Regions from separate parts of the Mus musculus genome. Here region 2 is linked to region 1. A link is a loop called in an ENCODE intact Hi-C map of the cell type or tissue named here. Cell type or tissue: heart. All regions are shown on one strand. Each heading gives the region's core, and the rest is flanking DNA. Links, peaks and the distances in the headings are about the cores only. Region 1 holds the start of Dapk1 (death associated protein kinase 1). Region 2 overlaps Dapk1 (death associated protein kinase 1).

The links. Peaks named below come from ENCODE experiments on the same cell type or tissue, not always from the same donor. Only the 100,000 strongest peaks of a DNase experiment are listed, where the experiment ranks them.
Region 2: it touches region 1 in a loop (5-fold over the local background); 4 of 42 quality-filtered maps call a loop at or near these places.

Annotation. Positions count from the first base shown.
Region 1 is chr13:60,594,159-60,609,314 of GRCm38, forward strand. Dapk1 (death associated protein kinase 1) reads left to right here and starts at 7,789. Exons shown (of 26, transcript NM_029653.3): 1 at 7,789-7,952; 2 at 8,267-8,438. The coding sequence starts at 8,377. In heart, for the core only: a CTCF peak has its summit at 7,689 (motif pointing right); DNase peaks (open chromatin) are centred at 7,753 and 8,433; H3K4me3 peaks cover 2,394 bases; H3K27ac peaks cover 1,846 bases; H3K27me3 peaks cover 257 bases.
Region 2 is chr13:60,646,357-60,661,512 of GRCm38, forward strand. The region is part of intron 2 of Dapk1 (death associated protein kinase 1); the gene reads left to right. Among named protein-coding and RNA genes, the nearest start is that of Gm35540, 32 kb to the right of the region's middle. In heart, for the core only: a CTCF peak has its summit at 7,842; a DNase peak (open chromatin) is centred at 7,965; H3K27ac peaks cover 380 bases.

The DNA.
Region 1 (15,156 bases), core at 4,584-12,583:
GTTTGTTTGTTTTTCCATGCTGGGACTGTGCGTGTGCACACACACACACACACACACACACACACTATATGTGATTTATACAGGGCTGTGGATCAAAGTCTGGGCCTCAGGAATAGTAACAAAGCACTGTGGTGCTTTGAATGAGACCGTCCTCCACTGGCTTTCCTATTTGAATAACAGGTCTGCTTCCTGTGGAGCTTTAGGGGGTGTGGACTTCCTGGAGGAAGTGTCCAGCATTGATTTTAAAATCCTTTCTCCAATTCCAGTTCCTTCCTCTCTCCACTTCCTGTTTATTTGTATATCAAAGGGGTGCATTTTCAGCTTTCTGCTGCCCCATTTCCCTTCCTAGATGGATGGTCACCCCTCTCGAACTGTAGGACCAATAAGCTCTTCCCTTTATGTTACTTCTAGTTCCAGTGTTTTCCCATGGGGGCAAAAAGTAACTAATGCAAACCTTCTATAATCCAATGACATCCCAACCAGAAAACTTTCTTGATTTAGAAAACACTGGTCTGGCAGGCAGTGGTGGCACATGCCTTTAATCCCAGCACTCCGGAGGCAGAGGCAGGCGGATTTCTGAGTTTGAGGCCAGCCTGGTCTACAGAGTGAGTTCCAGGACAGCCAAGGCTATACAGAGAAACAACCCTGTCTTGAAAAACCAAAAAAAAAAAAAAAAAAAAAAGATGCTGGTCTAAGTACTAAGTAAACTTTTATGACTCAACTCTATGTTCAAAGAAAGGCTGAGAACAAATCTTCCTGCATTTTGTGTCGTAAAAGTCATCAGTGTGGGTGGGTAAGTTTTTTTATCAGTGTCTTTTACTGAAGCTTTTCCTCTTGTGCCAACTGTCTCATGTGTTCTGGAACACCCAGCATCAGAACCCCAATGGACCCAGGGTGTGGCATCCTCTATTCCTTCAGATGTAGATGGACATTCTGGGATGCTTGTTACACCACGTGGTAGTGATTCAGGGTGCCTGTCCCACTGGCTCATTTCTATTGGGACAGCTCAGTCTGTTTGAGCTTTGTTATCAGCCTCAGGCAATTATAATCGGATTTTTCAGATGACCTGAGAAAGGTCATGGTTTATTCTTTTTGGAGGACCTTTAAAATTCTAAAATTTATTTTATGTAAATGTGTGCTTTCCCAGATGCACATGTGTACACAGTGCGTGCGTGCCTGGTGGCCACGGAGGCTAGAAGACAGCATTAGATCCCCTGTAACTACGGTTACAGTTGATAGTTATCTTCTAGTTGCTGGGAATTGAAGCCAGGTCGTGTGGAAGAGCAGCCAGTGCTCTTAAACACTGAGCCATCTCTCCAGTTACCATGGTAGCTTTATTATATTTAATAATAAGCATTTGTAACTAAACTGAGGGAGGAACAATGAAAGCAATTGAGATATTTTGTTTATGTTTTGGTCAAAAGAATACATCTTGTCCAACAACCATTGCTGTAAACAGCAGACACTTGGTGCAACGCTTCCTAAGCGATATTAAGGAATCTGAAAGACTCCCTGCTATGGAGAACTTTCCTAAGAAAGGCAAATTAGGTCACACATTCTTGGACAGATATTCAGTAACTGGCCCATGCCAAGAACTTCCAAACTCTTCCAAGAAGTTGGAAGACAGCTTCCAAACTCTTAAGGCCAACACTGAATCACGGGTAGTGTCTATTTTATACAGCACAGTATTCCTTTCCTATGTTTACGTGTTTATTTAGTTATTCATGTCTTTACGTCTCACGATGTCTCTGGCCTTGAATCACCAGATAGCCAAGATGGACCCAGACTCGAAATCTTCCTGACTCCGCCTTCCATGTATAGTGATTTTAGGTGTGCATCACCAGGCTTTTCCATACTACTACTCTTCACTAGAACTTTTGATACAGTGACATCGCATTGTGTGTGAATCCATACCTGCCTGTCAACAATATAAGGCACCAGGTGACATGTAGAGTCTAGCTGCTCTTCCTAATTTGGCTTCATAGAGATTAGCCTCCATGACCTGGTTTCATGTGACGCAGGAAGAAGTTAAAGGAGTAGCTGCCTTCAGAAGAGGTCTGTGGTCCTCCCTCTCAGGAGTGGTCGGTGGTCCTCCCTCTCAGGAGCATCCAGTGCCGGCTCCTCATCCCTGAGGGATATGCTTCTGGGCATGACCTCACAAAATATCATCATGAAATTTTACTTAGAGATGAGAGAAATGAGCCGGGCATGGTGGCGCACGCTTTTAATCCCAGCACTTGGGAGGCAGAGGCAGGCGGATTTCTGAGTTTGAGGCCAGCCTGGTCTACAGAGTGAGTTCCAGAACAGCCAGGGCTACACAGAGAAACCCTGTCTCAAAAAAAAACCCAACACCCCCCCCCCCAAAAAAAAAGAGATGAGAGAAATAGCAAAAGCATTCAAACTTCAAAACAAACAGCAGCACACGCGTTAAACATGTATGCGCGTGTTTGCACGCAGTCTCCGTGAGCCGAAGCAGGAGCGTCATCACAGGTATGTGAACAGAGTTTCCAGTATGGGCACGAGGCATTAAATAGGTCCACAATGTCAACAGGTTTTACTTTCCCTACAAATCTTCCAGCTGACAAGAGTTTTTTGGGGAAAATTCATGGCGAGTTTGTCTTTTTTTTTTTTTTTTTTAAAGTGATGCTTCTATAAATCCAACTGATGCTTCGTGAATGGGACCATAAATCATGTCACCGGCTTGAGTAAGGAGGCTTTTAGCTGTTGAACCGTGCCAGGACACCCAGAGGCTTTCATTGTGATTGGGTCTCCTGCAATATTTAATACCCATCCTCAAAAAAAAAAAAAAAAAAGGAGAGAGATTTCGATGTGGACTGAAAATATTTTAACCATAATTTCTGCTGAAAGGAAAATAACTAGAAATCGATGGTGTGAGGTCGGATGGCTTTAAAGAGGACCATTAGTCACCACAGAGGAGAAAAAGTAGACTCAGTGGGGGCAAAAAAACCCAATTCTCTTCACTAAATCAATAGGGATGTAAGTTCCAGTTGTACATGTGAGTATGATCGGCACATCGGTTCTGATGAGGGTGTAAGGCTGAGTGCTCACTTCTGGATTTCACTTCAATAATAAATCAGAATCGGAAACTTGAGTGAGAGGAAGGGGGAGCAGAGAAAGACAGCAGGCAAAAGCCCATAGGGCCTTCACCCTGGCCTCACAGATACCCAGGAAGAGAAGATCAGGCAGGTGAGTGGAGACTTGAAACCAAGCTTCAAGCTGAGAATCCCTTTCTCTAGGCAGGAAAGGACCAGCGTCTGAGATTTCTGTCATTTGAAAGCCTCTCCTGATTTGTCTCTAGTAACCTTCTTCAAATTCAAATTGGAAAGCTCCAGCACTACCTGGGATCTGGTACCTTAAAGAAGCCCGAGCGAGGATCACAGTCCTAATCCTCGGAGTCATTTCTTGTCCAGACCCTGCTTGCCTGTGACTTTCTGCCCGTCCTTCTGTCACCGTCATCGACCATTCTGTTCTTCTCATTCTTCAGCTTTGAAAGGTCTCACTAAACGCCAGCTTCCTTACAGCCCTGAACTCCTCCCATCCCCCAGCCCTCTCTGCTGTAAAATAAAAATAAAAAGGAGAGCATGACTGAGTCTAGGTATGGCAGAGGAGAAAGTTTGTTAAATGAGGGAGAGCATAGTCAGAGGGAGACATTTGGGTGAGTCCAGAGTGGTCATGACTGGAGGATAAGGAAAGACTAAAACAGTCTTGCAGACCAGCTGTAAGGGTGGGGAAAGCTAGAATGGCAATGTGAGGTGTGGTGTGGTAGGGTTATATTTAGCATAGTTATATGTTTGTTCACATTGGCCTCTCCAGACTGTGAGCCATCATCGCTTCACTGAGCTACCTCTCCAATGAAACTCTCTAGCCCTCCCACCTCCCAGTTTGTAATAGCTCCCCCCACCCCCCAGCCTGTGATAGAGCCCACACTTCCCAGCCTGTGCTAGTGTGCCCCCCAACACCCACACCCTCCACACACTCACACACACCTCCCAGTCTGTGGAAACCACAGTGGGGCATTGGATACCCTGGAACTGGAGTTACAAGGTAGTCGTGAGCGGCCTGATATGGGTTCTGGGAAGTGAGTTAGGGTCCTCTGGAATAGCAGCAGCAAGCCCTCTTAACTGCCCAATGGTCTCTCCAGTTCCAAGGAAAGCACTTTTAACAATGAACCTAGGTGCTGAAGTATTCTGCGTGGTAGCTTTTTAAAAGATCCACTCTTGGTGCTGGAGAGACAGCTTAGTGGTTTGGCACTTTGGCTGCTCTTCCCAGAGGACTAAGGTTTACTTCATCTTGTCTCACAACCACCTGTACCTCCAGTTGCATGGAATCCTGTGCCTTCTGCTTGCCTAGTGTCTCCACAGGCACCGGGAATACACATGGTGCACATAATGTGTGTAGGTAAGACACTCATATGCATAAAAAAATAGACCTTTAAAAAAATGTCCGTTTTTGTTAAGACCAAAGTAATATTATGAAAAACTCACCTGAAAGTGTCTTTCTTTGATCTGACACCATCTTGCTAATTAAAAAAGAAAGAAATGTAAGCCTTAATTACAAATCTAAGAAACTTCTGGGACATCCTGCTGCACATTCTCTGTTTTCAACCGCCACATAAAGGACCACATAAGGATGCAATAAATCCATCAGATGGGACATGACTGGGTCATTTCAATGGAGCTTAGTCCTTTCCCAACTCCCTGCAAACAAGAAGTGACTCTTTAATGCGATAAATCTCTGTGATCTCTGAGGTTTTTATAGCAAGTTGGTTTACTCAGACTAATGAAGCTATGAAATATTAGCCTGAAATTTATCCTGTGGTTTAAAGTCGACCTCCACGATTGCCATAGCCCTTAATATGTATTATAATCAATCATTTGTGTGGATGTCCTTTGTGGCTTGAATCTCCTAACACATGGGTTCTTGTCTTCTATGAATGAGATGTGTCCCTTGGAGTTGTTTTGGCTTAGAACATTACACAAAATCAATGCTAAATATTCTGATGTATTACATAATGAACCACTCTTTTATACAGATTATCTCTATCTCTTTAGATTTGCTTAGGGGATGAAAATGTACTTTGTTCCCATGTGCATTATTCTCTCTCTCTCTCTCTCTCTCTCTCTCTCTCTCTCTCTCTCTCTCTCTCTCTCTGGTTTTTCTAGACAGGGTTTCTCTGTGTAACCCTGACTGTCCTGGAACTCAGTCTGTAGACCAGGCTGGCCTCGAACTCAGAAATCCACCTGCCTCTGCCTCCCAAGTGCTAGGACTAAAGGCGTGCGCCACCACTGCCTGGCTCATTATTTTCTTTATTTTGTTCATATTGTGTTGTGTGTATGTATCTGTGTGTGTGTGTGTGTCTGTGTGTTATTCAGAAGACACGTTTCTGTGATCACTTCTGTCTTTGCACTGTGGCTTCTGGGGATCAAACTCAGCTTGTCAGGCTTGTGTGGCAAGCTCCTTTACCTGCTAAGCCATCTCACTTGCTTTTGTCCCCATTTTGTGGGTGATAAAACTGAGGCTAAGAAAGTTAACCCTAAACTGGAAACAGCTAGTTTATGTAATTGTGTAAAGATTCATTTGAGAGAATAATTTCTCCAGCCTTGACTTGGTGTGTTTTCAAAGTTACGTTTCCTTTAGCTTTTTCTAATTCCTTTAGCTTCTCACATTTTTCTTATATGGTGATAGAGTGCTGTATAAAAAAAATCACCCTACGATAATGACTTCACAGGACTTGAGCTAGAAGCCGTTAACTGTCTGGTGGCAGGATGGGTGGGTGGGTGGGTGTGCCCAAGGGTTAGGGCATCTCCTTAGCTCCTCTGATCTCTGACTTTACTGTGTAGTTCTAGGAGACACTGAGAGGCCATAGAGTATGGAGCCCGGGGAGGAGCTAATATTGGGAAGAAACCACCCAGTGTGGCTACCCCAGATTGTCTTAGGAAAACCAAGGAATTAAAGACTTTTTTTTTTTTTTCCAGTTTTACAAGACAGGGTTTCTCTGTGTAGCCCTGGCTGTTCTGGAACTCTATAGACCTGGCTGGCCTCGAACTCAGAGATCTGCCTGCCTCTGCCTCCCGAGTGCTGGGATTAAAGGCGTGCACCGCCACTCCCCGCTAAGACATTGTTTTAAACTATCACAATTGCTGCTTCGAAAAGATTTGCCTGAGTCAGTGCAGATCCCAGTGAGTGAGACCTCCAAGCCGGTTCAGCTGCTAGATGGGCTCATGAATATTAGATGAAAATTTATAATTCTCAATTCCATCCTACTTCTTCGTGACACCAGAAAAATGTCTTCTGATCAGCCCTAATGCCCCTGAGTAGATCCAGCCCTTTCAGTGGCCTTGGAAAATAAGTTACGCCGTGTTTTTCTTTCTTTCTTCTTCTTCTTTTTTTTTGGCAGATGTATTTATTTGCATGCTTCCCAAGTAAATCACCCTTCTATTTATTTGGTTGTTGTTGTTTTTGGTTGCTGTTGTTATTTTTATTGTATTTGTCAATTCTCAAGATCTTCTTGTATTGACTCTCCATCTTAGCACTTAGGCCAGTGGCACATTCTAATCTCCTTCTTCTATCGTGCCCGCTGGACTCTTTCCTTGGGCCGTTAGGAATACCTTTTTGCTGTTTGTGTTTGTTTGGAGATGCGTACTCCAGCCTCACCTTCAACTTTTCCTACAGCTGAGGCTGGCCTTAAGCTCCTGATCTTCCTGTTTTCTTCACCCATGTGCTGGAATTACAGGTGTGTGCTACCACTCCTAGCTGGAGACGGAGTTAAGATTAGGATCTGATACATTCTTTTGCTTCTCTTTGTTCTTTTAGGCCCAAGCCTCCACGGTTGAAAATATCTGTTGAATGGAGAGTTTGAGCAGTGGTGTGGATATGAACTCTTGGCAGGTTCACGGATGAACCTTGGCGATTCTAGGCAGCAGGATAGAATCCCCTTTAGGAACTTTATTAAGTCAGGAGCACGGGGAGAGAGACATAATGGTTTCACGGGTGGACCCAGAGTGTCTGCGCAGACTGGCCAGTCCTCAGCAATCCAATGCAAGGTAAATGGCTACTGTTCTGACTGTAAAACAAACAAGCAAACAAAACAAAGCGAGTGTAACTATTTTAATAAAGTTTTATTTAACCCGATAGGTCCAAAGCACCATCATTTTGACATGTAGCTAATATAAAGACACACATACGGCGATTTTCGTTCTTTTTTTTTTTTTTTTTTTTTTTTTAACACAGTCTTAAACAGTGTCTGGTGTGTATTGAAAGCTTAATACAGCTCAAGCTGGACTCGCTGTGTTTCAGTTGAGCAACCACAGTACTGACAGCCTGTGATAGTTCAACCTTTTTCTCCCTGGATCTCAGACATCTCAGCTCAAAACAAGCGGCGGGAGACGCCCCCTCTGATGAGGCCCCTGCTGTCCTCTCTCGGTTTTTGTTGTCAACACAGAAGAACAGAGCGACCTCATTTATAAGCTATTTGTTTGCTATCGTTTCCATCGGGGTGTGGGCGCCTCCGGGGCAGGACTTTATTGATTTCTGCTCTATTTTTTTTTTTTTTTTTTTTTTTTTTTTTGTGGTTTTCCAGGCACGGAGCACGTCGCCTGGCCCACACGGATCCTTGGGTTCACACTCTGAGAGGACGAAAGCCTCCGGCTTCTTCGAAGCGGGCGGCAGAGGGCAGCCGGGCGCCGAGTCACAGGTGGGGCGCGCGCTCGGTGCGGGCGAGTGGGTGTGTGCGGGGTGCGCGCGGCGGGGCGGGAGCGCGGACCGGGAGGAGCCGCGAGCGCAGCGGAGGAGGAGGGCGCGGAGGAGGTGGTGGCTGCGTCCCCGCGGGGCCGAGCTGCGCCCGACGCAAGGAGCGGAGGCCGCTCGGAGCTGCCGGGGACCTGGACCCGCCGCGGGGCTCAGGGCGCACGAAGCGACAGCTGCGGGACCGGGTGAGTGGCCGCCGCAGGCAGTGGGAGGAGCGGGAGGGCGGCCGGGGCGCCGGGCGGGGGAACAGGTGGCGGGGCAGGGCGCTTTGTGTCCCTTCCCCGAGCTGTCCCCACGTTGTCCGGAGGCGGAGGCAGGAGCCCGGGAACCGCAGGCACGGGGCTGGGGCGCGGCAATGCGGGGTGTGGGGGTCCCCCAGCCTAGACTTAACAAAGGGCGCGTGGCCCCTGCCCGCGGGAGGCCTCGAGATCGGGACCCAGCCCCTGGGACCCCGATTTTTTAGAGTTTACCGTCTCATTCTTCTCCCCATGTCTTTCAGAGGTCTGCGGCTTGGTGCATGAGGGGCTCGCAGCAGCGAGGCGGCGGTGGGGATGGTTCGGGCCGCGGAGCCGGAGTGGCCTGGGCTTTGGTGAGGCGTGACAGTCTATCATGACTGTGTTCAGGCAGGAAAACGTGGACGACTACTACGACACCGGCGAGGAACTGGGCAGGTACCAGGAAGGGGTGACGGAAGCGCGCGGTGTGTGTGTGGTGGGGGGCACTGCGCGATAAACAGATGCTGCTTAAACCGGGCATGTCCCTGACTGGCCCTTCTCTGAGATGGGCGGATAGCAGAGGAACCGGTGCCTAACCAGCTAAAGCCAGGGACCATGAATAAACTGCCTGATCTGAGGGGTGGAGAGGCAACCCACAGTGCAGTTACTGTGCACAGGGTATGGTCAGAATCCCTGGATAAGAACAGACTTCATTGTGTGCACTACTAACTCCTGTCAGCCTTCACCCTTTTGAGACAATGAGGCAAACGCAAAGATTCTAACTGCAACTGGAGGGACCACCCATGTGTGTTTTAAGCGGCGTACAAGTTAATTAATGGGCACTTAAACAATTCTCTCCCCTTGTGCTAATTTTCAGTGCAACACCAGCCAGGATTGGTAGGCAGGCGTGGAACTTGCCAGATGTTGGCCTTGGATTTTGAAACTTCTTCCAACCAGGAATTTAATTCCCGGCTTGGTTAGTGGTGGCTTCGGTGTCATTTATGGCGGCTGTCTAGATTCAGAGCGTACCAACACGCTGTGGGGGGTGCGATGCTGAGCAGAGTGTGTCAGTGTCTAGGTGCACAAAGAAGATTTCACTGGGAGCCCTTGACGAGTGCTGGGTATCCATTAGCCCACCGAGTGTATTGATCTCTGCTGTGTGCGCAGAGAGCCCAGTGTTCATACCTAGATTTAAAATTTGTCTTGTGAAATTTGTGTATTGGCATTGTGACAGAAGCAGGCAAACGGGCTTATAAACAAACGTACTTGCAATTACTCACACAGAGTGTGTATTGAAGTTTGTATTTTTCCATATATACCCCATGGCCTCATACCAAGCTTCTTTTTTAATTCATGGGCAGGGAACTGAAAAGGGGTGGGGGTGGGGGTGGGGGGGAAGACCTATTACCTAATAGGATTTTGAAAGATATCTAACCAAAACTTTGTAATAATCCAGACAGCCCAGGAAAGAGAGAGGTCTAAAGAGTTACTGTACAGGATGTGTGTAAGTTCAGTGTAGCCTGGAGGCATCGGTGGAGCCTGTGCAGAGGAAGACAATACTATTATCTTAAATCTTAGTAAGTAAATAAAAGGCAGGGTTCTGAAAGATCACATTTCGTGGGTATGGAGAAGACTGAGGTTGAGTGTGCGGTTGAAATACTTGATTTAACTGGAATTCAGCCACTCTCCTTCTATGGTTTATAGCAAGATGAATATGTGTGTGTGGAGGGGGTGGGGGGTGTTTAGAAAATAAAAAAGGGTGGGGAAAAAAGGGTTTGATACCATTTCTGTGAGGTTAACACATTCTAGAAATGATCTTGCGAAAAGGGATGGGAAAAAAATTAGGTGAGCTGATTGCTTTATGAATGAAATTCATCGACTTTGTTTCCCTTAAAATCCTTCTTCCATGGATTAAGAGAAAGGGGAGGGGGTGGGGCGTCCCTGTGGTTAGCAAGTGGATTTTTGATCTTCACTTCGAGCTTGTAATGACAGGGATGGCGGTTCGCTCATTTGTCACTAATGTTTCTCTCTGATTTTGGCTCTTGTCTATGCTTCTGTGTCTAACTATTCTCCATGAAAGACTAATTGATGAGTTGTTTGTTTAATAATTCATGCGACCTAGGAATCTTGAAGAGGTGTTCTGGAGTAACTGGGAGTTGGGATTTTTAAGAAAGAAAATGCACAGCTATTGTGATAGCTGCTCTTGATTTTGCCAAAATGTGAAGCAGGTAAAGGTTGGCTTTTTCTAAGGATGTCCCACAACCTGTGGTTTTATCCTGTCTTGGACATCATCACTTCTGCCAAAGAAGCTCTGATGGGAGGGGCACGGGCAGAGAAGATGCGGCACGAGTGATGTCATATGTCTCTGGAAGACTGGGAGTGGAGGGAGGGGCTCACAGGCAGAGAAATGGAAAGAGACAGGTATGTGGCCTGAATGCGGGGTTGTCTTAGTTAGGGTTTTACTGCTGTGAACAGACACCATGACCAAGGCAACTCTTACAAATGACAACATTTAATTAGGGCTGCCTTACAGGTTCCGAGGTTCAGTCCATTATCATCAAGGCAGGAACATGGCAGCCTTCAGGCAAGCATGGTGCAGGAGGAGCTTGAGAGTTCTATATCTTTATCTGAAGACTTCTAAGGGAAGACTGACCTCCAGGCAGCTAGGGTGAGGGTCTTATAGCCCACACCCATGGTGATATACCCACTCCAACAGGGCTACACCTTCTAATAGTGCTACTCCCTGGGCCAAGCATATACAAACCATCGCACAGGGTGATGCTAAGCTCTGAGCTGTGAACTGCTAAGGAGAGCTTTAAGTGGACTAGCATTCAGAGTTTCAAACTTTAGTTTATTTATGAGCCTCTGTCTGCTGCATAACTACAGGTGCCGATAGACCCTAGAAGAGGGTATTGGATCTTTCCAAGATGGCATTGTAGGCAGTTGTGAGAAACCTGGTGTGAGTGCTGGGTATTGAACATGTGTCCTCTAGAAGAGCAACACACCCTCAACCACAGAGCCCCACCTAGGTCTCTTTAGTGATCCTTAAATATAGCTGTTCATCACATAATTGGACCCCAAAAATGCTTATCTGGAAGAGAAAGGATGAATTTTAAGGAAGTAGAACACACTATTGTTATTTAACTTGGAGAAACCGAGAGGGTGTGGCTTTTGAATGCGTGTGCCTGTATCTGTTAGTGCCCCCAGACTGTAGAACTTCTTGTTGACTGCTAAGAACTTTAATACTACCCGAGAGTTTTTGTCAGGGAGTGACAGATGAGATCAACCACCAGACAAATAGGCGACACCAAAACCCAACTTTGCATTTTGGTGGCTTTGTGGCCTTCCAGGTCATAACTGATAGTCCCAGTACTTATTTCAGAGAACCTGAAAGTCATTTAAGTGGTGGAGACAATTTAGAAGGTCCGATCCAGAACAGATTCTGATCTGTAGCCCTGACCAGGATGGGTCCATGTCTGAGACAGGCTGATGACTCCGTGGATCTATGAGGAAGTCTCATCTGTTTCCCAGTTTGAAGAGGGGGCCTGCTGTGTGCGAAGGGTCCTGGTGGAGACCTTTTTGGCAGCTGACTGTCTTTGGTTTCTCTGATTCAGATTACTGCAGCTCTGGGCTAGAGCTCTGTCCTCCAAGCAGAAGTGTGTGTGTGTGTGTGTGTGTGTGTGTGTGTGTGTGTGTGTAGGGGACATTCTCTTTAGATTTTGGAGCCCTTCACCACTAACTCAAAGAGGCTGTCTGGCATTTCTTGCCCTCTCCTGAGAAGCTGACCATGGTGCTCCTTCCATGGAATACACTGCTCCCCAAGATGAGGTCTAATGAGAGCACCTTTCAGGACTGTTACGCTTAGGGTGTTTTAATAGCCCAGTGTACCCTGGCATCTTTTCTCAGCTGGGACTTTGGGCAGCTACTTGCTGGCTTGCCCACCAATGGCCTTGGTTAAACTCTTGGCCATCACTGTGCTTGGCCTTTGAGTTTTCTGAGTACCTCCTTGTCTCCTGCTTTGCTGAGGGACTGGCCCTATCTCCTGTTTCATGGTCTGATCTTACTTGGTCTTACCGAAGCCCACTTCCTTAGTAACTCTGATAACTTTCAACAGAGTTGTGTGTGTGTGTGTGTGTGTGTGTGTGTGTGTGTGTGTGCAGGTGTGCTCACATGTGCACATGTGTAGAGTCCAGAATGCCTTTCTTTTTTAGTCTCTACCTAGTCCTTTAAAGCAGGTTCTTTCCCTGAACCTGGGGCTCACATTTTCTTAGGGAAGCTAGCAGTCAGCAAGCCTTAACTATTTCCCTTTCCCCACTTTTCTCTTCGGAGCTGGAGTGAATTGTAGGCGTGTGTGAGATGCTTGGCTTGTATGAGTGCTGGGATTTGAACTTCCAGCCGCCTGAATTACACAGCAAGTCCTCCACAGCCGTGAGGCATCTCTGCGGCCACTTCATGGTTACAGAAGCCAGATAGATGACTTGTCTACAGCTCCCAGGGTTTTATATTAGTGTCCATCACGATCCTTGCAGCTTGCTGCTTGCTTGAGAGCTCCTTCTTGGTATGCTCTGTGGTCCCGTGTCCATTCCTGTGGTTCTTTCTCTAGAGGCTGTGTGGTGTGCTGAAGACACAAGGCCAATGTATCAGAGCTACCGGGGCAGCAGAAGAGAGTGGACTTCAGGTATAGATGGTAATTGCAGCCGTTAAAGCCTTGGTGCCCTGTTTTGGACATCGACAGTTATATGGCCTTGGGTGAATTTGAGACAGTGGCCCTGGATTTATGACACATAGTCACTGCCTAATATTATTAATTCAATAACCTGTATTTCTGTATTATGGCGGCTGCCACCCTGCACAGTAATAGTCTGCTTGATCTCCCAGGTAGTGACAACCTTAAACTTTCTCATCATGTTCTCGTTTATAGTGCTGAATTAGATGGATGGTGCTTAGTGGGTGCTCAGCGAATGTGTGGCAATCGACTGAATGGGTCCTTAGGAGAAGTATAGATATGGGCCTTCAGTAATCAGGGACCGTGATGAGGACAGCCATTGAAGATGTCGAAGCTCATGGAACTGAAACCTTCACATTTGCATTCTCTACCACCCAACAGCAAGGAGCATAGCTGCCCAAACTTCCAGAAGTGAGATCAGTTTAAAGGACAACAAATGGAGTGGAGCATTAAATATTTCACATCGGCTTGGATGGCGTTTAGAAGCTTATAATTCAGATTTATGGCCTGCCCCGTTTGGCATAAAATCCATAGGCGTTTTAATTGAAAGTGAGAAATTGTGAGAAGGCAGTGGGAAGGCAGGCATGAGGCTGGTGGTATTTATTAGGGAGAGCAATTTGGTGATGGAAAGTTTGTGTTCTGGCCCTGGGCCTGAACTTAGGTTCAGGGTGGCCGGTAGCAGAGCCAGTAGCGGAGGGGGTTGGAGCTGACTTCCTGGGCCTGCGCGCATGCTCTTCCACGCTGGGCTTGTTTTTTTACCTTGCTTCTAGGAACCTGATAGGTCAGGGTCAGTTGTGTTGACATGCCCCAGGAAAACGGAGAGAACTGTGATGCGGAGAGGACGCTCACTGCATATTTTACTAGCTGAGGGGACATTCATTGTCTTTTGCTCCATGTCCCCTGCCTCCCAGGACTTGTCACTCCCTGAAGGCATGGACTGTTTCCCTCTAGGTCCTATGGGGAGAGGTGGTGGTGGTGGGGCAACAGGGTGGAAAGACAGAAAATTGACTGCAGGGTATCTCCTCAGATGGTGTGTTGGGGTTTTGGGGTGCAGGCAGACTAAATCAAGGTTATATTTATTGACTGACTCAGCAGAGAAACGTATCCTTAATTCCTAGCCAACTGTTGTGTGTACCCAACCTAAGCATGATGCTTCGGAAATGCATTTCTGATCAGGAGAGAAAAGAAAGTGTGTGCTGACAGGAGTCGGGTGGCTTCCCTTGCCATTAGGCCACCAGAGGCCTCAGAGACTGTGGCCTGGGGGAAGCCTGGTGGTCAGCATCTCTCTTCTGTTCAGCGTTTAGTCACAGCAATTTCCTCAAGACGCTGGTTAGAAGGTGACAAGATCATCTGAGGACCTGGCCCAGGCTTGACCTATTGTTTTATTAGGTTTACCCTGTGGTGATCCCTCCTCTTTCCCAGAGTTAAATCAAATTGGTATTTGAAAGCAGTATCTTGGACACCTCTACACGTTTGGCACTCCAGTTGACACAATGTAGAGTATAGTTGAATGCATGGATTATCTTGGTCTTCCTGGGACAGAATAACTTGATGACAACAGGGAAGGGTTTTTTTTTTTTTTTTTTTTTTTTTTTTTTCGGTTCATGGTTTCACCTCCCCTCCTCCATGTCAGGACTGTCACTGTACAGCAGTGGGAAAGCTCAGTAGGCTTGTTCAGGTAGCTCTGGATAGGAAGCAGAGGTCTCTGCTGCAGCTATGGGCTGGTCTGGCTATGTGCAGCCTCTGAAGCCCCACCCCTCATGACTACTTTCTTCAGTTAGGCCCCACCTCCTAAAAGTTCTTCAGTCTGTGGGGGATGTTGCAGTCAAACTGCAACAGTTTCCATTCTATAGAAGCCTGCCAACGCTGGCCATACTGCTCTGGTCCTTCTGAACGTGTGTGCTACCTCGGCTCTAAGCCTGCTCCAACCATTTTACGGTTTCCTTGTCAGTTGTTCTCTGCAGTTACCCGTGGCACCAGCACATGTGTACATACTGTTTAGTCAAGTCCCCAAGTTAATTGTTAGCATTTTGTAAACTTGATAAAACTCGTAGGTTATAGTTTAACTTCTTAGTACTGTAGTGTGGAAGACTCTGGTCTCTGTCCCCTGGGTCCTCCTACTCAGTGATCCACGGTTTTTTGTTTCATGGTCATTGTAGCTCAAACCTAGTGTGTGGTCATTTGGGATTTTATTGGGAAGGTGACATGAATGAACTTGCTTTGATTTTCCTGGGATATCTCAGCAGAGCAAAGTGTATCTATCTCCCCTTGGCTTCGATGGGGATTCCACAGCAGTGTGTTATTAGTAACAAGTTGTCATGTCCCTTTCTGGATATTCTAAGTGCATTCCTTTAAGTGGGGAGTTAGGAGAAGATGGAGGGAAGAAAGTGTGGCATTTGATTTTCTGTTCTCCTACTAATATGGTTTAAATAACAATATACTAATAAC
Region 2 (15,156 bases), core at 3,385-11,384, 51 kb after region 1:
CAGGAAAGGACTTGAAGAACACCCCTGTAGGTTCCTTGACATGCTCAGTGGAATGAAAAGAAGGAATCAGATTGGGAAACTTCCCTGCATATTAAGCAAACTCTGGCTTAAGAGTTAGAAAGTTTCTTTGAGTGTAGTTGAATCCTATCCCAGAGTCAGATGTGATGGAACAGGCCTGTGATCCCAGTACAAGAGGGGCTGAGAGGCATGAGAAACCTAAACCAGCCTGGGTTAGCTTTCTAGATGAGATTGTGTCTTTAAGAAAAAAGACTTTAAGCCAGGCGTGGTGGCGCACACCTTTAATCCCAGCACTTGGGAAGCAGAGGCAGGTGGATTTCTGAGTTCGAGGCCAGCCTGGTCTACAAAGTGAGTTCTAGGACAGCCAAGGCTACACAGAGAAACCCTGTCTTGAAAAACCAAAAAAAAAAAAAAAAAAAAAAGAAAAGAAAGAAAGAAAAAAGAAAAAGACTTTACCTTTAAAGTTGCTTATATTTATGTGCATATATATTTTAGGAAGCCTCTATGGTAATAGGTCTACATATGTCATTTGTAATAGGACTTTAGTATTATCTAACCCTCACCATATTTCCTCCCAACCTCTACCCACTTTAATTGTTCATGCTCCATCTCCCCTTCCTTCTATATAACTTTACATTTTATTTCCCTTTTCTTGAAAGATCTCCTCCCCTTGGCCACGCCTCTAATGGCTCCTTACCGCTTACCCCACCTCTACGATACATGCTTAAAGACTAATAACCATATATGAGAGACCATGCAATGTTCTTCTTTCTGGGTCTGGGTCATCTCATTCAGGATGATTATTTCCTGATCCATTCATATACCTGAGAATCTAAATGGAGGTACTCTAAAATGGAGAGACAATACCCAAACTAGACAACCATATACTACAAAATAAAACCTCAGTACCAAGAATAGATGATATCTAATGGGATCCATCGTTCTGAGTTGTTGGCCCATAGATCCTCCATCCATTACAGGTTATGGCCGTTGATGTTTGTCATCCTCTGTAACTTGGTGGTGCGATGCTCTGACTGAAGACACCACATGCTCGAGTCACAGAAGGTGGAGAAGTATGGCTGGTGCTCAGTGGAAGCTTCATTGCTACTGGAAGGCGGGGAGGTGCTAGAGGTGGAAAGTACCCATCAGTTTCTCCCTGCTGGAAACCCTGCAAGCTACAGGGATGCCTAGAGAGGCTAGAGAGATGGTTCAGCAGTCAAGATCACACACTGTTTTGGCAGAAGTCCCAAGCTTTGGTTTCCAACACCCAATACTCATGTTGGGTGCCTCATAACTACCTGAGCTCAAGAAGGATCTGACAACCTCTTTTGGTTTTCATGGACACACACACACACACACACACACACACACACACAAACACACGCAGACACAACACCTCACAAGACACATATACATACATATATATATACACACAGGCATACACACACATATACACACATTCACACTCCCCAGACACAGCCTCAGACACATACAAACACATAAACACACACAGAGGCACATACACACACACATTGACACACAGACACAGATATCCTCCAACACACACAAACACAAGCACATAGGTACACACATAAAATCATACACATCCAGTCATGTACACATATTCTACACACAGACACGCACACACAGAAGCATACACACACACCGAGGCATATACACACTCACATATACAACTAAAAAATAAATAAAAACTGAGTTTAAAAAAAGAAAGTCGCCGGGCGCGGTGGCGCACACCTTTTATCCCAGCACTTGGGAGGCAGAGGCAGGCGGATTTCTGAGTTCGAGGCCAGCCTGGTCTACAAAGTGAGTTCCAGGACAGCCAGGGCTACACGGAGAAACCCTGTCTCGAAAAAACAAAGAAACAAACAAACGAAAGTCACATTCCAATGCATCACATTGGCAGTGTATTTATTTTCATCTGAGTAGCCGTGTGCACGGGGAACTTCTGAATAACGGAGCCCTGGGAAGTTGCATTTGATTATGTTTTCAATAATTTCTAAGATTTTCCTGCTTTCCTTTCCCTCCTTGCCTCCCTCCCTCCTTCCTCCCCTTTTCTCTCTTTCGCTCCTCCCCACTCCTCTTCCTTCCTCTCTTTTGAGGACCTCTTAGCTCCTGAGCCTCTTGCCTCAGCTCTCTCTTGTGCTGGGGCGATAGGTATGCACCACCACACCCAGCAAAAGAACTTGTTCCTAGAGTGCTCTAAACTTGGGCTGTGCTCTTAAAGATTCGCATTACTGACTGTGGTTTACAGAAAGGCCATTGTTCTTGCCTCCTGCAATGTCCTGAAGAATTATTATTTTGGCGCGATAGCAATCATTAAAGACTAGGGACATATTAGAAGCAGCAGCTGAAATAAAATGCAATACAAAATCCATGTCATCTTCATTGCTTCTAGAATATTCAGGGGCTGGAAGGTCCAGCAAAGTGATGGAGTGTTGGACTGGCATGGATGAGCTACTGTTCCATCTCCAGGACCTCAGTAATCAGTTTCACCAAAATTTACCTTGAGCATAATGGTGACTGTGGTGAGAATATGGAGGGGATCACCCTCGGGAATCCCCAACCCTGTCCCGAGCGAAGCCCTACTACCCAAGACTGAGGGATTGTGTTCTTGGATCCATCAGCAGGGTGTGCCCTTGGCTCCATCAGCTGGGTGTGCCCTTGGATCCATCAGCAGGGTGTGCCCATGGACCCATCAGCAGGGTGTGCACATGGACCCATCAGCAGGGGTATACTGATTGCCACTGCGGTCAGGAGGCCTCCTGGGACAGTCTGGATCTTCATTTTGCCTAGACTCCCCAAAAGAGCACCGTGCGTTCAGATGACCTCTGTCTGGTTAGTTACATCTGGAGAATACACCAAGGCCAGTGCTATGTCCTGTCCAGGCTTCTGGTTAACCCCTCAGATATTAGAAAATGACAAGGTTTCTTGTCCTGACTTCACTTGTGCTCCAGGAGGTCTTTAAGGAGGAACCCTGCTGGTGGCAAGTTCCTGGCCACAGCTCTGGTCAGACTTGATGATGTAAAGGTATTGGTTCTGGGGATTCTGGGAGGTCTGGGAGCCAGGGTGCTTGTTGGGCTGCAGAGAGGCCAATCGGGTGACCCACGGAGTCCACAAAACTGATGGCAAGAGCCGTCTGCATGCACCCAAGTCACACAGGGATGATTTAGGGGTGTGTGGGTTACTCAATATCCCTTTCTCATCAAAGGGAGTTTGCACATCTGTAAAAAGCTCACCATCCCACAAGACCTAGATCCTGGTCCAGCTGTGCTGAGAGGCCACTGATGCAGCAGAACCCATTCCTAAGCAGGATGAAGAACTGAGGCTGAGCCTAATCTAAACCTCGTAAAGTAACACATCTGCCTTTCCTTGGCTTTTCTTTCTCCTTTCCCATATACAGACAAGAGAGAAAACAGAGCTAGGGCTGCCTGTTACTCTTCTGCAAATACGATTAACAGCAACAGCAAAAACCTTACCCTCATATAATTGAAAAACCACCTCTCATCTCTAAAAGCCCACAAAACAATAAGATGTGTCTTAATATTATTTACTGTTAAATCAAGAGGGCACCTCTGCAAATGCACACTATGAACAATTGCTGGCTAGCTAAAAGGTGGGCGCGTTCCAAATCAATATGATTCAACAGTGTTTGGGGAAATTATTACTTAAAGCAGTGGAGGCCGTCACCGGTTCGTGTTGCCGCCGGGTATTGTTTTGCTCTAAAAGACAAATGGGAAAATGAGACATTATGAAAGAAGCTGCAGGGATGAATGGGGACATCCTAATTACCACAGAGGAAGTGTTCTTTGTCTGAGTTCTCAGTTCCTACTCCAGGACTCCTTCATGATGCAGGGCTCTGAGATTGAAAGCGTCTGGGGTGGACGGTCTATTCTCGGGAACCCCAGTGCCTGAGCACATATGGGGTGGGGGTTGTGATCTTGTGCCTCTTCACTCTAACCCTGTGAGGTGAGCTCAGACATACCGATTTTACAGATTAGGAAACCGAGGCACATTGGTGAAGATCAGCCCCTTTTCTATCACTCCATTGTCATTCTGACTTTGAAACAAGAGTCTCAATACGTAGCTCAAGTTGGCTTCAGACTTGCTGTGTGACCCAGGCTGGCCTCAATTTCATACTTCTGTATCTGTAACAGTGTGTCTCTCTGCGAACTTCCAGCCGTTTCTTTATTTGAATGGGTGTATGCACCCAAGTATGCATGGGGGCCAGAGAGCAATGTTGGGTTCTCTTCTTCGATTGCTCTTCATTTTAAGTTTGAGACAGGGCTTCTTACTGAAACCAAAGTTTTCACATTTGTCTAGACTGGCTAGTATCCTAATTCTGTGCTAGGACTGGCACCTTATGTGTGCTCCTTATACTTGGGTGGTAGGTACTTCATTGATGAGTTACCTTCCTGGACCTGAGTTGTTCTTGAAGAGATAATGGGGGTGGCTTTTCCTTGCCTTGTTCTCAATAAGGTATTAAGAAATAATTTTCCTTATGTTTGTGGAAAGCCAGGCTTGGAGGGTCCTTTGTTCAGTTTTGTGTGAGGGGCAGGTCCTATGGAGTGACGTCCTATGGAATTGGGGTCTGGGTGGGTGGTTCGCCTGCAGCTTTTGCTTGCGCTTCAGAGGCTCCTATCTTCTCGAGCATGGAGAAGAGGAAATCTTGCTTCTCTTCCTGGCTGTCTTGCAGGGGACGGGGGCAGTGGGCAGGGGCTGATGTGGTGACTGGAACTCAGTGACTTTGTTGGTTCTGTGTTTATCAAGCCTCTGGTCTTGGAGGTGTTGCTCAGAGTGAAAGATTCTGGTAGTCTCACATCTGCCCAAGGACAGGCAAGAGTCATTTGAGAAGTCTGGGAGCTCAGAGTGTGGTTGAGCCTGAGGAGAACCTGCGTTTCTGGCTTCTCTACCTTGTTCTGGGTTCCTATATGCTCTGTCTTCCTTGCTCTTCCAAATAAGGTTGTACCATCTTCTTGGAAGTCATACAGATTAAGAAGTTGGAGCTTCAAGTTGATACTGAATCTCGGAAGCTTTTTTCTCTCCAGAAAGTCTTGGAGATTGTTTTATAACACTCACAGGCCATCTTTCTGAAAGGAGCCTCTACTGGGTCCCCAATTGGACCAGGCTGAAAACAAAAATGTAGTCATTTGCACCAGTGTTCATCAACTAAATTCTAAACGGAGGCTGTTTGTCTGACCTTTGGGCAAATCAGGATCAGAGAGAGGGAAGACAAGCAAATGTTGCAAACACATTAGTGTCTGTCATCTTTACAGTGATGCTTTTGCTTTTTAAACACATGAAGGAGGTAGCCAGGGGCCAGGGATGCATTCAATGGGCTAAGTGATTGCTTTGTAAACACCCAATGAGGACCTGACATGGGTTTCCCAGGAACCCATGTCAAAGAGCCATGGTAGCCACCCTTGTAATACAGTCCCAGGGTGCCAGAGACAGGGGGATCCCTAGGGATCACTGGCAAGCCTCCCTGTGGAACTCCAGGCCATCCAGAGACACCGCTTTAAAGAAAAGGGCTGACTGTGAATGTTGCCAGAGTAGCGGGGTTCTCTCTGGCCTCCACATCTCCATCTATATGTACAGCTCCCAAGATGCTTGCCCAGAAAAGCTATCTGCAAAACTCAATCCTGACTGATCACTTATTCTCTGTTCCCTTTGGAATGATCTTTCTGCTTTCGCACTGCTGATCCTACTTTCCTGAACCTCGCTCTTCTGCCGGCTCCTCAGAACGTTTTACGCTGCTTGATTGCAATCTGAAAGGAAGCCTATTGAGACCATTAAACTAAACTGATGTAATTTTGCCCTTTGTTAGGACAGTCTTTGGGTGGTTTCTCTCTCTCTGCAGCAGAGTCCCCATCCCCTCATTGGAAGCATTACTCATTGAGAAGGCTTTTGACAGAAGACAAGTGTCTTGGATGTTGACAGTTCTCGTTTGGTAGCCAGGCGTGTCTTTTCTTGGGTAAGTAGCTAGTGATGCTTCAAGTCTTTCCCTTGTTGACTCAACCACAGTGGATCTTACATTTTATTTTCAATTGTCAAAACCGTGAGGAAGAGCCCAGAGCTCTGACGGTCACTGCTGGCAGTTCTTTCACCTCTCCCCAGCCTTTGAGAGCTTATTCAAGATGGCAGATGGCTTCCCTTGAAGCTTGCAGAACCTCAAAGTGACTGCTGTCTTTTCTACACAATGTCCACCTATCTCGGCCTGTCAGTTGCTTTCCCTGAGGCATCACGGGAAGATGCTAGACACAGCAGATTAAATTCTTTTGGCATGAGCAGGGCGGCATTGCAAAAGTCAAGGGGGGGGGGAATCTACAAACCAATGGGTGGACCTAGAAGAGAGTGGATAATTGATAATGTGCTTCCCACGAATATGTATGTACACACAGAGAGACACATACATGTGTACAGAAAGATACCTGAGCCGTGAGAAGACCTCCCATGCAAACATTCATGTGGAAATGGATGATCCCTAGATATTAGCTGGTCCCTGGTTTTCTCCTGTGTAAATACCTCAAGGTAATTGCAGAGAAGGGTCTGTAATTGAAAGGATTTCTTTTGACAGGGCGGTGGGTTCCTTCATGAACCCCTTCATGCCTCATGGAGGGGCCTGTGAGAGCCATGTGGTGGGAGGGTCAGTTGGGGCCTTCTCTGTGTGGTGCCTTGCTGCCTGTGAATGGACTCCTGATTGGCAGGAGGAGAGGCTAAACCAGACTGTACAGACCCTGGCCGCAGCACCTCTGCCTAGTGGGGGACTCATGGATTCACACTCATTTTAGCTGTTCATTGAAAATTTTTCATACTTGGGGAACTGAAGGTGGTACAGGGTCCCCTCTTCAAGAAGGCCTGGGTTAATTACGATTTTCTGCATATAGCAATGAACAGACCCTCTTCCCTTCTCTCTACTAAATAATAGCCAGCTCTGAGAACCAGGCTGCCAGCCTGAAGTTGGTGCTGTCCAGTCTGATTCACTTGCTCTCTGAACAAGGTGGTGATTTGATGCCGTTCCCCTTATGAGGTTACAACCCAGTTAGCTGAGGTCTCAAGTGAAAAATGTACCGATTTCATCGAAGCTAGTAGATGTCTGGTCTAGCTCAGCCACATAGCACACTGGTCACGTAGGCTTTCTGCTGCCATGCGGTGTGGAGAGAGGGCTTCAAATGGCACACTGATCGTTCAGGAAGAGACAAAAATTAAATATTTGGAATTTGAAGGAAGGTCTGGTCTGGTCCTCCACTCCCACCAAGTTCTTGCCGTTTACACGAACTGGCCTTGAGCTCAGAACAAGCCTTAGCCTCGCGAGTGCTAAGATTATAGGCATGTGTTACCACATGCAGCTGAGGTAAGGATTCTTTTGAATGTAGGTCACTTTTGCACCAGCGTCGAGTTGAAAAGTCCCCAAGTTGGACCCTGGTGAGTGGAGTGTTCATCTTACCTCCTTTGTTTTTCCAGAGAAGAGAGCAAGGCACAGGGAGTCTGTCTGGTACCCAGTCGGGCCTTTTTCTATCAAGAGGCAGGATGGAGCAGTGGGAAGGAAGTGAATATACCAGATAGGATGGCTGTGATAGCATGACTGTATGCAGAGTGTTCTGAAGTTAGAGACTTAGTTCCTTGTGCCTGCTAATCCAGGTGGCTGTGCCAAATATGAAATGTGGCCAGAGCCCCTGAGAAAATGAGTTTCATTTTTATTTTTTAAGGTTCAATCCAGGAGCCCTGCTATGGCGGGTGACTCCCATAGTCTCTGACAGGTCTACACTGTGGGCTGTCTCAGTACTCTCTAGCACCCCACAGAGGTGACCTCAGTGCCTGAAGCCTTGCACTTGGTCAGAGTGACTGAAAAGGTTGAGGATTGCCGAGCCCTGTGGGACACCTGGCTGCTCTGGTGGTGTGAACATCATGGCAATCTCCACAGAAGGAGTGCCACTCCAGGGCTGCTTTGAATCTAGACCAGTAGGCAGTCAGATGTCTGCTGTTCTGGGGTTTGAGAGGCCCTGGCTTGAGGCCTGAAGTCCCATGAAGAGACTCTGTGTGACTTGGCTCAAATGCCTGCCTCAGAGTGAGGCCTGTTTTTCCTGCCTCTGAGCTTTGCTGTTTCTCTGCCCTGCTCAACTGGAGGTCTCAACTCTTCCCTTCTTTCCCCTCATATCTTCTAAAATACATGTGTGTGTGCATGAGCGTGTGTGCATGTGTGTGTATGTATGTGTGTGAGCGTGCATGTGTGTGCATCTGTGTGAGTGTGCATGTGTGTGAGCATGTGTGTGGATGTATGTGTGCATGTGTATGTGTGTATGTGTGTATGTATATACATGAGCATGTGTGTGCATGTTTGTGTGTGAGCATGTGCACATGTGTGAGTGTACGTGTGTGTGCATATGCATGTGTGTGAGCATGTGTGTGTATATGTATGTGTGAGTGTGCATGTGTGGATGTGTGTGCATGTATACATGAGCATATGTGTATGTGTGTGTGCATGTTTGTGGGTGTGTGTGCATATGCATGTGTGTGAGCATGTGTGTGTATATGTATGCATGAGTGTGCATGTGTGGATGTGTGTGTGTATACATGAGCATGTGTATATGTTTTGTGTGTGGGCGTGTGTGCATGTGTGTGTATGTGTGTGTGCATGTGGATGTGTGTGTGTGTATACATGAGCGTGTGTGTGTGTGAGTGTGTGTGCACCTGTGTGCTCATGGTAAGTAGGTATTCTTCCATTCAACATGCCCAGCTCTATTTTTGTGTTTAATTGTGGTGCCATATCACCTAGCTTTAAAGTTCACCACCTTAAACATTCTGAGTATGCATTTCAGTGGTGTGGAATATGTTCACATACGTACAACTCACGTACATACAACTTTGTCTTGGAGAAACTATTAAAGGCTAACTAATTTGGAAACTCCATCGAACAGATTTCCCTCCAACCTGTGATGGCTGCTGTTCTCCTTTGTGCTTCCTCATCTGAAATCGTAAGGTGCCTGTTTCTGTGGCCTATTTGTTTCAATAGGGTGACATTATCAGGCTCAGCCATGGGGTGAACTCCTGCCAGCAGTTTCCCGCCTCTGCTGCTCTAATCTAGTCCACCCATGGATAGCTATCTGGGTGCCCTTCCAGCTTCCTCAATTTATTAATTTCATCTCTGTCTGTCTGTCTATCTGTCTCATCTATCTGTCTATCTCCCTCCTTCCCTCCCCTTCCTCCTTCCCTCCTCCCCCTCTTTCTTTTCCTTCCTCCCTCTCTCCCTCCTTCCTCTCCCTTCCCCCCCCTCCTTCCCTCCCTCCCTCCCTCGTTGGCATTGTGGCTCTTAACCCTGGAAGCCCAGGCTCCTCTGGGTTTCAGCCGAGCCTTAGGATGTCACTAAGAATCCCAGCACCTCACCATGCCTCAGCATGAGCCAGGAAAGAGACGTGGACACACATTGGGCAAAAGGCACATTCCTGTCCCTTTGGCCACCTCAGGTCACCAGCGGGTCTGTCAGGCAGGGTTGCAGGGCACCCTCAGGGCTACCCAGAGAGTGAATTTGGTCTCATTGGTAACAACTTACAAGAACTAACTCAAGGTCCTACAAGACTTATTTTATCATCTGTCCCTCTCAGGACACTTGCCACGGAACCTCCCAGCCCCCATCTAGCCCCATCCCTTTGTGGTCTTAGCCTATCAGCAAGCCTGTAACATATAAATTCTTCCCAGACAAAATCTCATCTATGCACACTGTCACAGATGGCTCTGATAGTCCCCAAGGCCATATCCTTCTCTTTTCCCACTGTTGTGAGGGGAAGGGGCTCAGGGGATGTGGGGGCTGATGTCCACCTGGCTCCTCAGAAACTGGAGGAGCGGCAGGAGGATCCTGCTGGGATGGCACAGTGAGGTCAGAGGGGCCAGTGTAGGTTTCTGAGCCCCTCTCAGATGAGGTCATGGACTCTGGAGGCTTTTGGGGACATGCTCCTAGCTGTAGGGCCAGAGAGAATAAAGCTCACAGTGCCGTGGAGATCGGGCCCTGGAGACCTCAGATGGAAGGCAAAGAGTCAGAGGTTTCGTTCCGGGGGGAGAGTAGGTGTCTTGACACCGAGTGCCATGGGACTTGGGCCAGGCATGAGCCTGGGGTAGGAGTCCAGGGTTTCTAGAGTCCCTAGGAAGTTCCTCCTGTGGAACAGGACTGTAATAACTTGTTAACATGGATAGCCGAGGAATGACCCCAACTGAGGACTAGACCTGGCAGTGCTGTTTAACTGAGTCAGTTGGAAGGCTCATGGAAGGTGAAGAACTTGGTGTGTCATGGTGGTCTGCCTTACATACTCCAGGACCTTCTGACAGCTTGCTGTGACAAAAGGATTTTATGTGACTTCTCGCACCTAAGGCAAGCAAGGAAATAGAAGGAAAAGTGATTATGGAAGCATGGAGTGTGTATTTACTACCATTTAAAAAGACATAAAACCGGGCGCCATCTTGTTAAAAGATGCTCTCCTGCCTGCTAGCGTAGAAGCTGAAGATTAGGTGTCCGTTCACTTTAGTTACATTTTTATATAACTATATCAGTGGCAGAATCATGCCACTGGTACAAACAGCCCTTATGTCTAAAGTCCCAAGTCTAGGATTAAAGCCATTGGAAGTCCCACTGGAAATCCTATTAGTGAGCCAGGAAGACTAAGTGAAGAAAGAACTGGCTTTTGAAGTTTTTGTATGGAACCATCACCAACCTTAACACACACACACACACACACACACACACACACATGGGGGAATATGAATATACATGTATACAAAAAAGTCACATGACTACACCCAACCCTGGAGGGGCTAAATTTGCCATCTATAGAGATTTGCCTTGGAGAATTTGAGCTTGTCCCTATAGCCTGGAGGTTGGTGAGTGAGTGGGGGTTTGCCTTGTAACCTGGAGTGATTGATCTTGTCCTGTACCCTGGAGGACGTGATCGTGTCTTACACCTTGCCCTTCTGCTGCATCTCAGGCAGTGTCCAGGGGGGAAATTACAGATCCCGCTAAGCCTAGCTCATGCAGTAATGGCGCGTCAGCCATCCAAATTTGGAAGCCAGTTAGCTGCTGTTGCAAAGTAAAAGCCGTTTGCTGCCTCTTAAGAATGAAGAATGACTTAAAGAGGGTTCTTCTCAGACATGCTGACCGTCTTTGCTTTCTGATGGAACGTAAGCTGAGTGCTGACCTCCATAAACTCCTCTGCTTCCCACCTGACCAATGATGTGATCCAGAGTGAAGGTTCGAGAATGGAAGGTGAGCTGCGGCGGGCCGGAACCTCAGAGCAGAAGCTCTTCTCTATGAGTCATTAGCTTTCTATTCTCTCCTCTTAAATCATTTTAATTTTTGAGACAATGTCCCATTCTGTAGCCCAGGCTAGGCTGGAACTACTTATATAGCCCAGGTTGGCCTGGAACTACTTATGTAGGCCAAACTGGCCTGGAACTCACACATCTGCCTCTCTGCCTCCTGAGTGCTGGGATTTGAAGTGTGTACCACTCTGGTTTTTAAAAAAGATATTTATTTATTTATTTATTTATTTATTTATATTAGATATTTTCTTTATATACATTTCAAATGCTATCCTGAAAGTTCCCTATACCCTCCCTCGCCCTGATCCCCTCCCTACCCACCCACTCCTGCTTCTTGGCCCTGGCATTCCCCTGTACTGGGGCATTTAAAGTTTGTAATACCAAGGGGCCTCTCTTCCCAATGGTGGCTGACTAGGCCATCTTCTGCTACATATGAGCTAGAGATATGAGCTCTGGGGATACTAGTTAGTTCATATTGTTGTTCCACCTATAGGGTTGCAGACCACTTCAGCTCCTTGGGTGTTTTCTCTAGCTTCTCCATTGGGAACCCTGTGTTCCATCTTATAGATGACTGTGAGCATCCACTTCCTTATTTGCCAGGCACTGGCATAGCCTCATATGAGACAGCTATAACAGGGTCCTTTCAGCAAAATCTTTCTGGCATATGCAATAGTGTCTGGGTTTGGTGGCTGATTATGGGATGGATCCCCGGGTGGGGTAGTCTCTGGATAGTCCATCCTTTCGTCTTAGCTCCAAACTTTGTAACTCCTTTCACGGGTACTTTGTTCCCTATTCTAAGGAGGAATGAAGTATCCACCCATTGGTCTTCCCTCTTCTTGATTTTCTTGTGCTTTGCAAATTGTATCTTGGGTGTTCTATGTTTCTGAACTAATAGCCACTTCTCAGTGAGTGCATATCTAATGACTTCTTTTGTGATTGGGTTACCTCCGTCAGGATGATATCCTCCAGATACATCCATTTGTCCAAGAATTTTTTGTTTTGTTTTTAAATGACACAAGGCATTTTAAAATGATGACAGCAGTATCCGCAGTCTTGAGAAGGCACATCATCCCAGAAGTGAGCAGTCCTGGGGCATGTACCGACGAGTGACTTGTGGATGAGTCTAATCAACACATTCTTTGCTGGGGCATCTCATTGTGTGTAAATGTATGAATGTGTGTCCCTTAGCTCCTAGTTGCATGCAAATACTGATTATTTATTTATTTATTTATTTATTTTTTATTTATTTTTTATTTATTTATTTAGTGTATATGAGTACACTGTCACTGTCTTCAGACACACCAGAAGAGGGCATCAGATCCCATTACAGATGGTTGTGAGCCACCATGTGGGTGCTGGGGATTGAAATGAGGTCCTCTGGGAGAACAGTCAGTGCTCTTAAGCACTGAGCCATCTCCCCAGCCCCACAAATACTGATTTTTTATCACCTGCCAGGCATCTTGCTGAGCCCTGTCTATGTCTCTATGTCTGAGTGGCTTTCATTGTTGGTTCCAATGAAAGAGGAGCAACCAGCATATCTGCATATCCCAGAGCTGCGCTGAACTCTCTGGATTCCTCCATGTGAACTCGGGGCAGCTTGTGAAAACCGAAGATGGAATTTGTTAGCGCTGGAGAAGTCCCTGGAGTTTTGGTCCTCTGAAGTGCTCTCCTGAGGTACACACTTACAGCAGCATCTCCACGAAGGATGAGCAGTGTGATCAGTATCAGTATCCTAGGTCTTTTGTGGCTCTCAAAAAAAAATTACAGAAACAAACCTTGACTTCAGTGTCACAGAATACAGGACAAGGTCCCGACGTAAGTGCAACTATATAAGGTCAGGACATTGGCGACAGTAGATGTCTCTTATTTCAAAGGAAACAGACTAGGTGGATATGCACAGTGAGATATTTCAAGAATGAAATGGGGCAGTGATTGAATACTCTATCTGAATCCAGGGAGCTCAACCCAGGGCTTTGATAGAAGCTTGGCCTGCATCTCAGCTGAAGTAAGGACTTGGCTTCATTTTGTCACCACACAGAACCAAAGAGTCACAAGGCAGATACTTTGCTATTATAGATGTCAAGAGTCATGGAAAGCTGCCACTAGCCAAAGGCAGAAGGGATAATGCTTTGCCCTTTGTGTTCATAATGGTTTGCTGTCTCCTAGGCAGTGACCCCAAGGGCTCAGTCATTGTCGGAGACCACCACTGACTGGTGGCTTGCATTGTGTCATACAGGGGACTTCCATGGGTGTTGGCATGTCCTTTTAGGGGTCAGTGTGGAAAGATTATGAGTGGATTCCTGTACATTTAACTCCCTGAGTGGATGGGAAAATATCAAGCAAGCCAAGTAATGATAGTTTACAACCCACTGAGGAACGTTCCAGAGTTCATGTGGGTAGTTTACTGAAGATGGAGATGGACTGCTTATGAAATAGAGAGTTTCTTTCAAAACAAGCTATTATGACACTAGAACTGTGTATCTTGGTGAAGCAATTGTGGACAAAGTCATGAGGACAGCATGGGCTTAAGTAGTGCTTGTTGGTCTCTCTTCTCCCATGGGGTGGGTGCCAAGTCAATCTGTAGCTGATTATTGTCTTGAATATGTACTCAAATTAGCTGTGAGCAAGCCATCTGCTGGCTCCCCTAGCCTCTAATGACTGCTGCCGGGCAAGGGAAAGTCCTGCCAGAATGCAAACCATCCACCAAGCTGATAACAGAGAAGAGGGGATGGAGGAGGGGCAAGAAAGAGAGGGTGGTGGGCCTCTGTCTGTCTCCTCTCCTCTAGGTCTTTCCTACTTATTCTTGCAGCTGGAGAAAGACCAGCTGTGCATCAGGAGAACCTGTGTTCAATTGGAGATGCTGGAAGTAACGAAGGGATCTGCCTCAGTTGGAGTGCATTTTGTAGTCCCTTTAGAATCCAATCTCTCTGTCTTCACTGGCGTGCTTGATTTGAGCCCCCAGGGTCTCTATGGATAAGGTTACATCTCGGTTTCTCTGATGGACTTTGGGTGTCTGTGTTATCCCGCCTGGGCGCGCCTCAAGAGTTTGGAGCTGTGCTCTGGAATCTCGTGGGCTAGCAGTTGTTTCCCAAATGCTGCTTCGTCATGCTTAGGGTGCTTGTTCACATTCAGTTCCTGTTAGTACCCATGAATGCCCCAAGAAGTTGACACAGTTCACTGCAAACCAGCACTTTAAAAAAAAACACACAAAGCCTCTAAGGAGGGGGCAGTGTCTGTCTATCCGAGGTCTTAGGGTCAATGAGTAAGCAGATCAGAAAGTGGTGGTTACATATTCAGCTCCTTGGCCTGGGATGGATGGACTCTGCTAAGAATAGTGCTGGTTGAAGCTGAGCAGGAACGAGGCATCCTGTGCCCAGCTACAGAGTACAAAACCACCCACAGAGACAACCATGTCTCCCTTGGCCCTCTTTGCCCATGGTAACAGGGGACAGTATTGCCAGATGCCTGAGTCTTTTGGCAACGCTAGAGTTCTGAGCTTTAAAATACCGAGATTGGACTCAGTTCTCCAAAAACACAGTGGTTCAAGGCTGTGGCTCAAACAAATAGCCCTTCAAGTCTCAAGTTGTAACCAGTGGATGAAAGTGACATGTCCTGATCACTGGGGCCTAATTTCCTTTGAGGCACTTGCGTTTCGAAGATTGCTGAAGTGATTCCGTTCTGAGTTAATGCAGACCCCGGGGAGGTGGGTTATTATGTAAGGTGCCTTCTTAGGTCCACCTTGCTCCCTGCTTTAAGGCATGATGGCTCAAGACACTGGGAAGCTGGGCTGCAGTGTGAGCGCTGAATTACTTT